Linked DNA regions of Homo sapiens: region 1 is linked to region 2. A link is an interaction called in ENCODE POLR2A ChIA-PET data of the cell type or tissue named here. Cell type or tissue: MCF 10A. All regions are shown on one strand. Links, peaks and the distances in the headings refer to the core of each region. The heading gives the core; the rest is flanking DNA.

The links. Peaks named below come from ENCODE experiments on the same cell type or tissue, not always from the same donor. Only the 100,000 strongest peaks of a DNase experiment are listed, where the experiment ranks them.
Region 1: POLR2A ChIA-PET joins it to region 2 with 7 read pairs; 2 of 35 experiments call an interaction of 5 or more read pairs at or near these places.

The regions. Positions count from the first base shown.
Region 1 is chr4:80,259,369-80,263,772 of GRCh38, reverse strand. No RefSeq gene overlaps it. Among named protein-coding and RNA genes, the nearest start is that of FGF5, 5.1 kb to the left of the region's middle. RefSeq lists an enhancer at 1-432. In MCF 10A, for the core only: no CTCF peak of the experiment used is centred there; no DNase peak of the experiment used is centred there.
Region 2 is chr4:80,137,276-80,141,679 of GRCh38, reverse strand. No RefSeq gene overlaps it. Among named protein-coding and RNA genes, the nearest start is that of PRDM8-AS1, 58 kb to the left of the region's middle. In MCF 10A, for the core only: no CTCF peak of the experiment used is centred there; a DNase peak (open chromatin) is centred at 2,569.

The DNA.
Region 1 (4,404 bases), core at 312-4,311, 120 kb before region 2:
CGCGGATTCGAGCCCACAGCTCAGTTCTCCAATTCCTGCGTTCTCCCAGCCAGGAAAGCAAGGTTGGGAGAAGGCGCAAGCGCCCTGCTTCCTGCAGAGGTAAAACAAACGGCCCCGAAGATTAGTTTCCACTCATCGCCACCTGACAGACGACGGAAAAACTACCCAACAGATTAGCAGATTCCACCAGTCACCTAGGCGCCAGGCAGTGAGTGCGCGGGCTTCGGCTTAGGTCCCCACCCCCTCTTCTTGAGCTCTCTTTCAGCGGTGTCTCACCCCACTAGGCCTCACATTTCCTAGACCAACCCCCTCAGGGTCACTTTTCCTGGACCCCAGCATCTGAACTTTCTTTCCAGGCCTCCCCTATTTCTGTGTGGAAAACTGGTGGTGAATTTCCCCTATCCCTTTCGTAACTACAAGTGTGATCTGGTTACTAGAGACAGAAATCAATGCAAAAGAAGATAAAGTTACCGGTAACCTCTGGTTGGAACCCAGAAGCCTAAGAAAAGAGAAGTCAGGGTGTATAAGTCAAGTCAGAGCCCAATATTTCCTTCACTCTAGAGACCGTCTCAATATTTACAACATTCCCCTGGGTTTAAACTGAGGCCAGGCCTCACTGAGGCAAGGGTCCTGAAGGCAAGACTGTTCATCCTACAATGTCTCATGCTGGGTTGGAAGGACGGACAAGAGATAGATGATGGAATAGAATGAACAACCCTGGCAATGCAAGCCACTGTCCTGGGAGGCTGTCTGACCCAGGAACCAGGCTGCCACTGTGCCAGGCTGATCTTACACAGACTTCTGTTCCAAGAGCCTCAGTTACCCCAAAATCTCCACTCCTGGAGGTGCAGGTGCCATGAGAAATTTGCCTGTTCTGAGCTTTAAGATGACTGTACAGTTTGAAGGCAAGGCCAAATTTTCTTTGTTTGATCCAAAGAAAACCCAAGGATTTTTAGAATGCTTTCCTGGGATAGCTGTTTCAAACATGGTCCCAAAAGCCTCTGCACCCCACCCCTACCCAACTCTATATTCCTATCACCCTTTCATACTCTCAGGCTATACCCAGATAGTACTATCTTTTGTTAATCAGGTCCTGGGAGCCCCACAGTGGCCTCTAATTGCATACACTTTTTAGTAGAGACTGCTATGGACTGAATGTTTGGGTACCCAAAATTCAAGTTAAAACTCTGTTCTTTTATGTGATAGTATTTGGATATGGGGCTTTGGAAGTTAATCAGGTCATGAGGTGGGATTAGTGCATGCCCCTCTGCCTCCCCCTTATAAAAAGAGGAGAGAGCTTTCTTCCTCTCACAACCCCAATCCCTCAAATGAGGAAACAAGGAAGGAGTCCCTCCATGCTGGCACCCTGATCGCAGACTTCCCAACCTCCAGAACCATGAGAAATATGTTTGTTGTTTAAACCATTCTGTCCATGGTTGTCTTGTTATAGCAGCCCAAGCCAACTAAGACAGAAGCACAGTGCATTGCAGGACTCGGAAGCTAACCTGGTGGGGGCCCTCAGTCCAGGTTCTTGCCAGGACCCTCTATTTCCTCCAGGCCTGGCTTCTCACCAGCCAAGTTGGCAGCAACTACAGCAACAAATAGCCTGTGGCTAAAGGAGCACTGAGCTGGGAAGGGCCGGCTGTGTGAGGAAGAACCAAAGACCAAGAGGGACAGAAGAATGTGTGCAGTGTCTACTTTTAGGGTGATGAAGGTATAGTTACAAATTGTGCAAGTCCTGAGGTTAGACTTCTTTCTCCAGGGTCCAGTCCTTCCCTCTGAGAAGAGGCCTGTTTGCAAAAGGCCATTGGCCACTGGACATTATATCTGTGAAGTCAGAAAGTAAAACAGCATTTGCTACTAAAGAGAGGTACTTTGTGACCTAAGTGAACTCAAGGCAATCAGTTTTTCTCATAAAGCCCAACTCCTGTGCTTTCCAGTTATCCCAGTGACTATTTTTGTTTTAGCTTCTGGTACATCCATGCACTAAGTCCCAAACCACTATAGACCCCCAGTTATCCTAGCCTGCATTACCCAGTTGTAGGGAAATACTTTCTCTTAAGAACTGGAAGCCTTTTATCCTGTCTAAGGCCAGCCGTAGAAGATAAAGGATACAATTCCCTGTACTCCTTACACATGCATATGAAAATCATGATTTAAAAATCATACCACCTTTCCCTGCCTCCCAAATAAAGTCCTCTCTGCTCTTTGTAATGGGTTTTCTTACTGGTACAGTCTATATCTAATAATGTCAAAGGGGACATTCTAAACATATGTGGAGGGGTGCAGTACTTCCAGTCTTTTTTTTTTTTTTTTTTTTTTTTATGAAACAGGGTCTAATTCTGTCTCCCAGGCTAGAGTGCAGTGGCACAATCAGGGTTCACTGCAGCTTCCATCTCCTATGCTCAAGTGATCTTCGCACTTTAGCCTGCTGAGTAGCTGTAACTACAGGCACGCACCACCACACCTGGCTAGTTTTTGCATTTTTCATAGAGATGGGGGTTGAGGGGGGTTGGTCTCGCTATGTTGCCCAGGCTGGTCTCGAACTCCTGGGATCAAATGATTTGCCTGCCTTGGCCTCCCAAAGTGTTGGGATTACTGGCATGAGCCGCCAAGCCCGGCCTATACTTCCAGTCTTAATTCCTCAAAAGGAGTGCATTGGGTGGAAATCAGACTTTTCTTATCTATGAGAAAAGAAAAAAAAAGATAAATTAGCATAGCTGCTATTTGAATAGCTCTAGCATTTGGTTTGTATCCACAAAGACAGGCCATAAGCAAATGGGTACTCATTCAAGAAAAGTGGGAATAGAGGATGGGGGGAAAAACGTATGTCCTCTTCTAGAACATCTTTCCTGTGCCAAATGGGAAGGGCAGGAAGAGAACAGAAGTGAGACCAAGCCTGGTACCAGCAAGAAAACAGTAGGAAGCTGCTGGAACTATGATGCACGTGCTATCCATTCACCAGCCCATTCAAAGGCTGTTTGTTCAGAAAATAATTTGATCAAAGGTGACTTTTCAGACTAAGTCTGAGAGCCAGAACACACAGACAATGTTTTATTTATTTATTTTTCAAAATAAAGTGCTTAGGTTTCTTCAGGGGGACAATAATTGGAGATGCAACTCCAATTATTGGGGTGGGACTGCACCGAATCTGAAAGATGTCCTCAACAATAGCAAGTGGATAATTTGCTTCAGTTTAGTTTTTGGTGTGTTTTGTTGTTTTCTTTCAGGAAAAGTTTAGGCATCACATTCTAGAGAAATATTCTTTGCATACTTTTTCTGAAACCAGACACTTTATGGGAAGTCAAAAAGATGATTTTGACTTAAACAAAAGCTGTTAACAAAAATAAAAAAGAAAGAAAAAGAGAGAAGGGAAAGAAAGAAAAGAATTCCTTTTCCTGTGTCCTCTAAAAAGGGAATTATTTGTAAACTGCACTTTTGTCACCTTTAATCATTTTTTTTCAAATTGCAAATTAGCTAGCCCAACAATCTTGGACCATTTATTCAATAAGCACATTATAGGAGCATTTGATAATCATGGTATATAACAACTAAAATAGAACTTACGACACGTCCCCACTTTACCTCCCATGCAGTCATACACAAAATGAGATTTAAAATGGAGTAGAAAGACATGACACATACAACTTAGTTTTAATGTTGTGATCATTTGCTCGTATTATGACAATCATGCTGATAAATTCTGTTACTTCTCATATCTACTGTGTCCACACCCTTGGTCCATTTGCTTTTCATTTCAGTAGCTGGCCCAGGTCAGAGCAATGAGAAGGTCCTAAATTAGCTCCTAAAAAAAGAAAAAAAAGTGACTAATCTTACATTCACAGATTTTTTTTTAAAAAAAGAATTTACTTCATGCAAATCACCCTGCTGTCTTCCCTATCTTTGAAGCTCCTGTGTAATCCTTAAGGGAGGGTTTTAGGAGCATACAGCATATTACAATACGACTTTTCTTGGTTGTAAATGAGCAAATTTTCTGCTGGGAGCTAGAGGAGCACACAGTGGAACTCTGTGTTGTAACCAGGGTCACCATCAAACATATTGTGATTTGATTATTGCTTAGCTGTTTCAATTTTCTTATGATATATATGGTCTTAAGTAAATCATAAGTTCCTCAAAGGAAATCTGTCAGTATACACTGCCTTGTAATCCCCAGAATGCACAATAACTGAAATCCTAAATGAAGATCCTTAAAAGGAATGGCTTCAAAAGATGGCTTAATAATTATTTAAATTTTCTCCCCCAGAGAAGTGAGACTCTACAGCATTTAAAAGTATATGGTAATGGTGAATGATTTTTTTTTTTCCGCCTGCTCTTTCCTTTTTCTAGGGGAGTGAGGATTTGAAAGAGTGTGAGTGTGAGTGTGTGTGTGGGGGAAGGGTGTAC
Region 2 (4,404 bases), core at 319-4,318:
CACATAGAAAGAGAGTTTAAGTGTATATACTGAGGTAAGTGTCTTACAGAGGAACTTCATCTTCACATGATTTACCCTTTATCTCCTAGGACATGAGACTTCTTGATGACTCTACTAATTATAATGAGATATAATTGGAAATTTATCTTGGACCCAGCTTAGCTGTCCCCAGATTTCTGACCCACAGAAACTGTGAGATAATAGTTTTGTTTTAAGCCATTAAGTTTCAAGAATAATTTGTTATGCAGCAATAGTAATTAGTACACCAAGAATGATAATGTTAGGGAAATGAAGTTTAGGTGTATATTTGGCCCATATCCCAATCAGGAATCTATTGACAGATAGTGCAGAATTAGCTGCTTAGGCTAGAAATAGAACTCTTTTTCGTTTGTGTCTGTTAAGATTTGTGCTAGGAAGTTTTGTCTGCTAACCTCACTCTAACCCATAGATAAGAATAAGCACAAGCAATAGAATAAGAAGAGAGCTAATAAAGAAATAAAATGTGGATTTTAAATTCCAGAAAAAATTTGAAATGCTTTAAATTTTTTGGTTTTTGTATAAATGCAATAATAAATTCAAATTATTGTTATTTTGAGCATGTGCTTTGTCTATTAAGGAGTTTAAAGCATTATCAGGAGATTATAATATAGTAGATTTGTTTTAAATTGAATTTTACAGTAATACAAGTAAATAAGTTTGTAGTCAATGTTCAAATATTTGGATAAATGTTGATTTATTAATTATGTAAATACAGTGTAGATATTTACAGGAATGATAATTTTTAATGCTTGAAAGACTATTACATGTTCAATGTTTTAATTAGATAAGTAAATTGGACATTAAGGATACTCTTATTGATACATTAAAGCTCCCTGGACATCCCTATGTTGTAAAGACTCAATCCACTTTTAAAATGTAGATTTTATTTATTTATTTGTTTGTTTACTTTTAAAGACAAGATCTCGCTATGTTGCCCAGGCTGGAGTTCAGTAGCTATTGACAGGCACAATCATAGTGTAACATAACCTCTAACTCCTGGGCTCAAATAATCCTTCAGCCTTAGCCTTCAGAGTAGCTGGGGCCATAGGTGAATGCCACTGTGCCCGACCAAACCCACTTTAAGAAACAAATACTTTCTTTTCTGTAGAGAAACTAGAAGTAGAAAATGCTGAGAGTTGTAGGAGATTGTGGGATAATTCATCTGGTGACAGATCCATAGCAACCACTGTCCAGTCTGCTGGGGGCTGACAGCTTGCTCTTTCCCCAGGCCTGAGTCTCATTCTACATGGAGAGTACTAACTAGTATGACATTCATGGCCTCTTCCCATGGTGACATTCATGATCCTCTTCCTTACTCCTCATTACAGAAGAAAGAGTGACTTCTTTAAAAGCTGAGTTTGGAAGGAGGAACTAGGAAGGTGTATTTTAGTCCTCACATCTCTTATTTCTTTTGCGATCTAGCTGCACAGAGAAGTTTGGTTCCTCCTGGCATAAGTTTTACAGGGCAAACCTTCCACTTCGGGATGCTTACGGTAGCCAGTTTTTCTGTGACTGAATGAGTAAATATGAGAAAAGGCCCTAACCTGTGGGGCATTCAAAGTAATAAAAGGGATATTTAAATTTCTGTCTGCTTGATTCTTCTTAATTAGTCCAAAATGAGGCTATGAAAGAGGGTGCTGTTTATTACTCCCATCCCAACATTGTTGTACCTTTAAACCATAAGAACATAGCTTAAAATTTACAAGGCTTTTCTGATTTGAATGTAGTTACTCACAAATGACGACTATTGTGATGTTATGTAACTTCTCGTCATGAATATAGTTCCCCTTCCACAATTTTATATCTAGAGTTAGATTTGCATTTTTTTTTTTTACCACAACAAGCACATATTTTCACAACTTTGGCAGAACTGTGTTATACTTTCCATCATTCTATGATTTCAGCTCCTTACAATATCATTCTTAATGGGTGAACACTGTTTTTCTTTTATTTGTTAATGGCGTTCATGATACCCATGGTTATCATTGCTAAATGCTATTATGATAATTTGTCATTTTTTTCAGGTGGTAAAATGTACTGTTTAATGAGAAGTGTGTTGTTCAATCTGATATACAGATACTGTATTAATTTGGGTTTCCTTAGGCAGAATCTGAGACATAACTTTGAATTATGTCAGTTTATTTGGTAGTGGTGGGGAGGAATCATGGCTTAAAATGAGGAGAATGAGGCAAGAAATGATGGAAAGTTGGTAAGTGATGTATTATTGTGTTGGTATGTACAACTGGAGCTTGATCCTACTGGGGATCCTCTCAGGAGCCATGTAAAATGCACTCACAATTATCACTCCAAAGGACCAGGAGACTGGGAGGACAGGGGACAGGGTCCTTTTTCTATTGACTCTCCTCAATTGGTGGAGGGTTAACTTCCCCCAACTTCTGGGCTGCCTCCTGTGGCAGCATAATGAAGAAAGGTGGGGTGGCAAGAGCAGAAGTTTGAGACAGGTAAAGATGCCTGCAGCTTGCACAAGATCTGTCTTTCCACCACAGCTGCAGCTGAAACCCTCATGTGAACTGACAGGATGTGGTACAAGGCTTACAAAGCATCTGCTCCAAGTATGATTCAGAAAATATTAAAAAGAAGAAAAACATTTGCCACATTCATCCCATCAATATGTGGCTTAACTGTTGGCTTGGTATAACTAAACAATCATTTGCAATGCTTTCAAATTCCAGAACTGTCAGATATATCTGTATGTCTGTATTTTTGTTTTAATCTATATCTATTTTTAGATATCTAATTTATTTTAATCTATTTATCTATGTATCTATATATGTATGTATGTGTCTACTACCTATCCATCTCTCCACCGATCCGGTCAAAATTTTCTTTATATTGCACTGACTTTGAGGGCAGTCCCCAGGGAGGAAACTGAATGTGAAAACTTAAGTTATTTAGGGGTGGATATTAACAAGAACCTCTTTCTTGGAGGCCAGTCAGAATTTGGATGGGATGAGGAACTTAAGCTCTAGAAAAAAAAGTTGTAATTTGTAGGCCAGATTCTCTAAGTCCAGGTTTTTCTGTGCATATTTTTGTTTTGTTATCCTCTGGCATTAAATAAAATCTTGTTGAAATGTTCTAGTTTGTTCTCTATTGTGCTCATGGATATTAAGTAAAAGATTTGATATTCACAACTGGTTCTTAATTTTAAGAGACCATAGCACTTACATGATCTGTTGTGGTAGTAGTTTAAGAGTAAAGGAATCTACAAGAGGAATCTCAAATTCACTACTGTGGAGATTGTCCCTTTTTTGTCTTTTGTTGAGAAAGGTAGCAATTTTCTACAGGGTCTCAATGTGGAAAGTTAAAGGTCTCTTTAAATATTGTTTCACCTTCTACAACAGTTGATTTAGTTCATCCATTTTCTAAATCACATTAATTCAAAACTGTGTTATACACTGAAATAATACATGTAAGGTTTAATTCTTCCCCATAAATTGTTTTATTTTAGTGATCTATTGAATAATTTAGTATCAGGGATGGGTTCAGAAGCTGCTTTTATTAACATTTTCATAAACTGTGGAAAAGAAAATGTTCACATTGAAGTTCCCAAGTTTGCCAGTGACCTTAAGCTCTTCTGGTTAATGAAAATGCCAAGCTGATGGAAATAAACTGCAGAAAGACTTCACGAAGCTACGTTCATGGACGGAAAATTGATATATGAGTCACAAAAGGGACAAAGATAAAATAATGAGCCAATGCACTTAGAAAAAAAATAATCCAAACTATACCGGCAGAGTAATGGTCTTGGAGTTATCTATTACAGCACAGGGATCATTGTGAACTCTTCTATGAGGACAGGGAGGAGTTCATTAAAGGCTGATGGAATTCTGACAATCACAAGAAAGGGAAAGGAAACAAAATAGAACACAATGTCCTCTTACAGAAAATCAAAGTGCAGATGTGTCTGTTATTCACAGTTCTGATCCCTATATTCAAGAATACGATGAAAAGGAAAGCAAAAGGGGTAAGACATCTGAAACAACCAGGAAGAAGGGCCATGCTGCCACATTAAGTGTAAACTAAAAAGATTTAAACTCCAAAATGGAATGGCGAAGTTTGAGAGAAAATAAAGCCAAAATCTTCAAAATTGTTAAAAATTTTGTTTTGTATGTAAAAACCAGGTAATTATTGTAAAAGAGGTAAAAGAAAGAATAAATCAAAAGAATTTTTATTTGAAAGATTCAGCATAGAGTAGATGTATGAAACTAATTTCTTAGAGAGATAGTACCTGATAAAAGTAGAATTTCCAAAAAGAACTTAATAAACTCTTATAGTACGCATTTAAGTTGTTACTCAAGAAAAAATAATGTTTATTGGATTTATCTCTAGCTGTTTAAGCTGGAT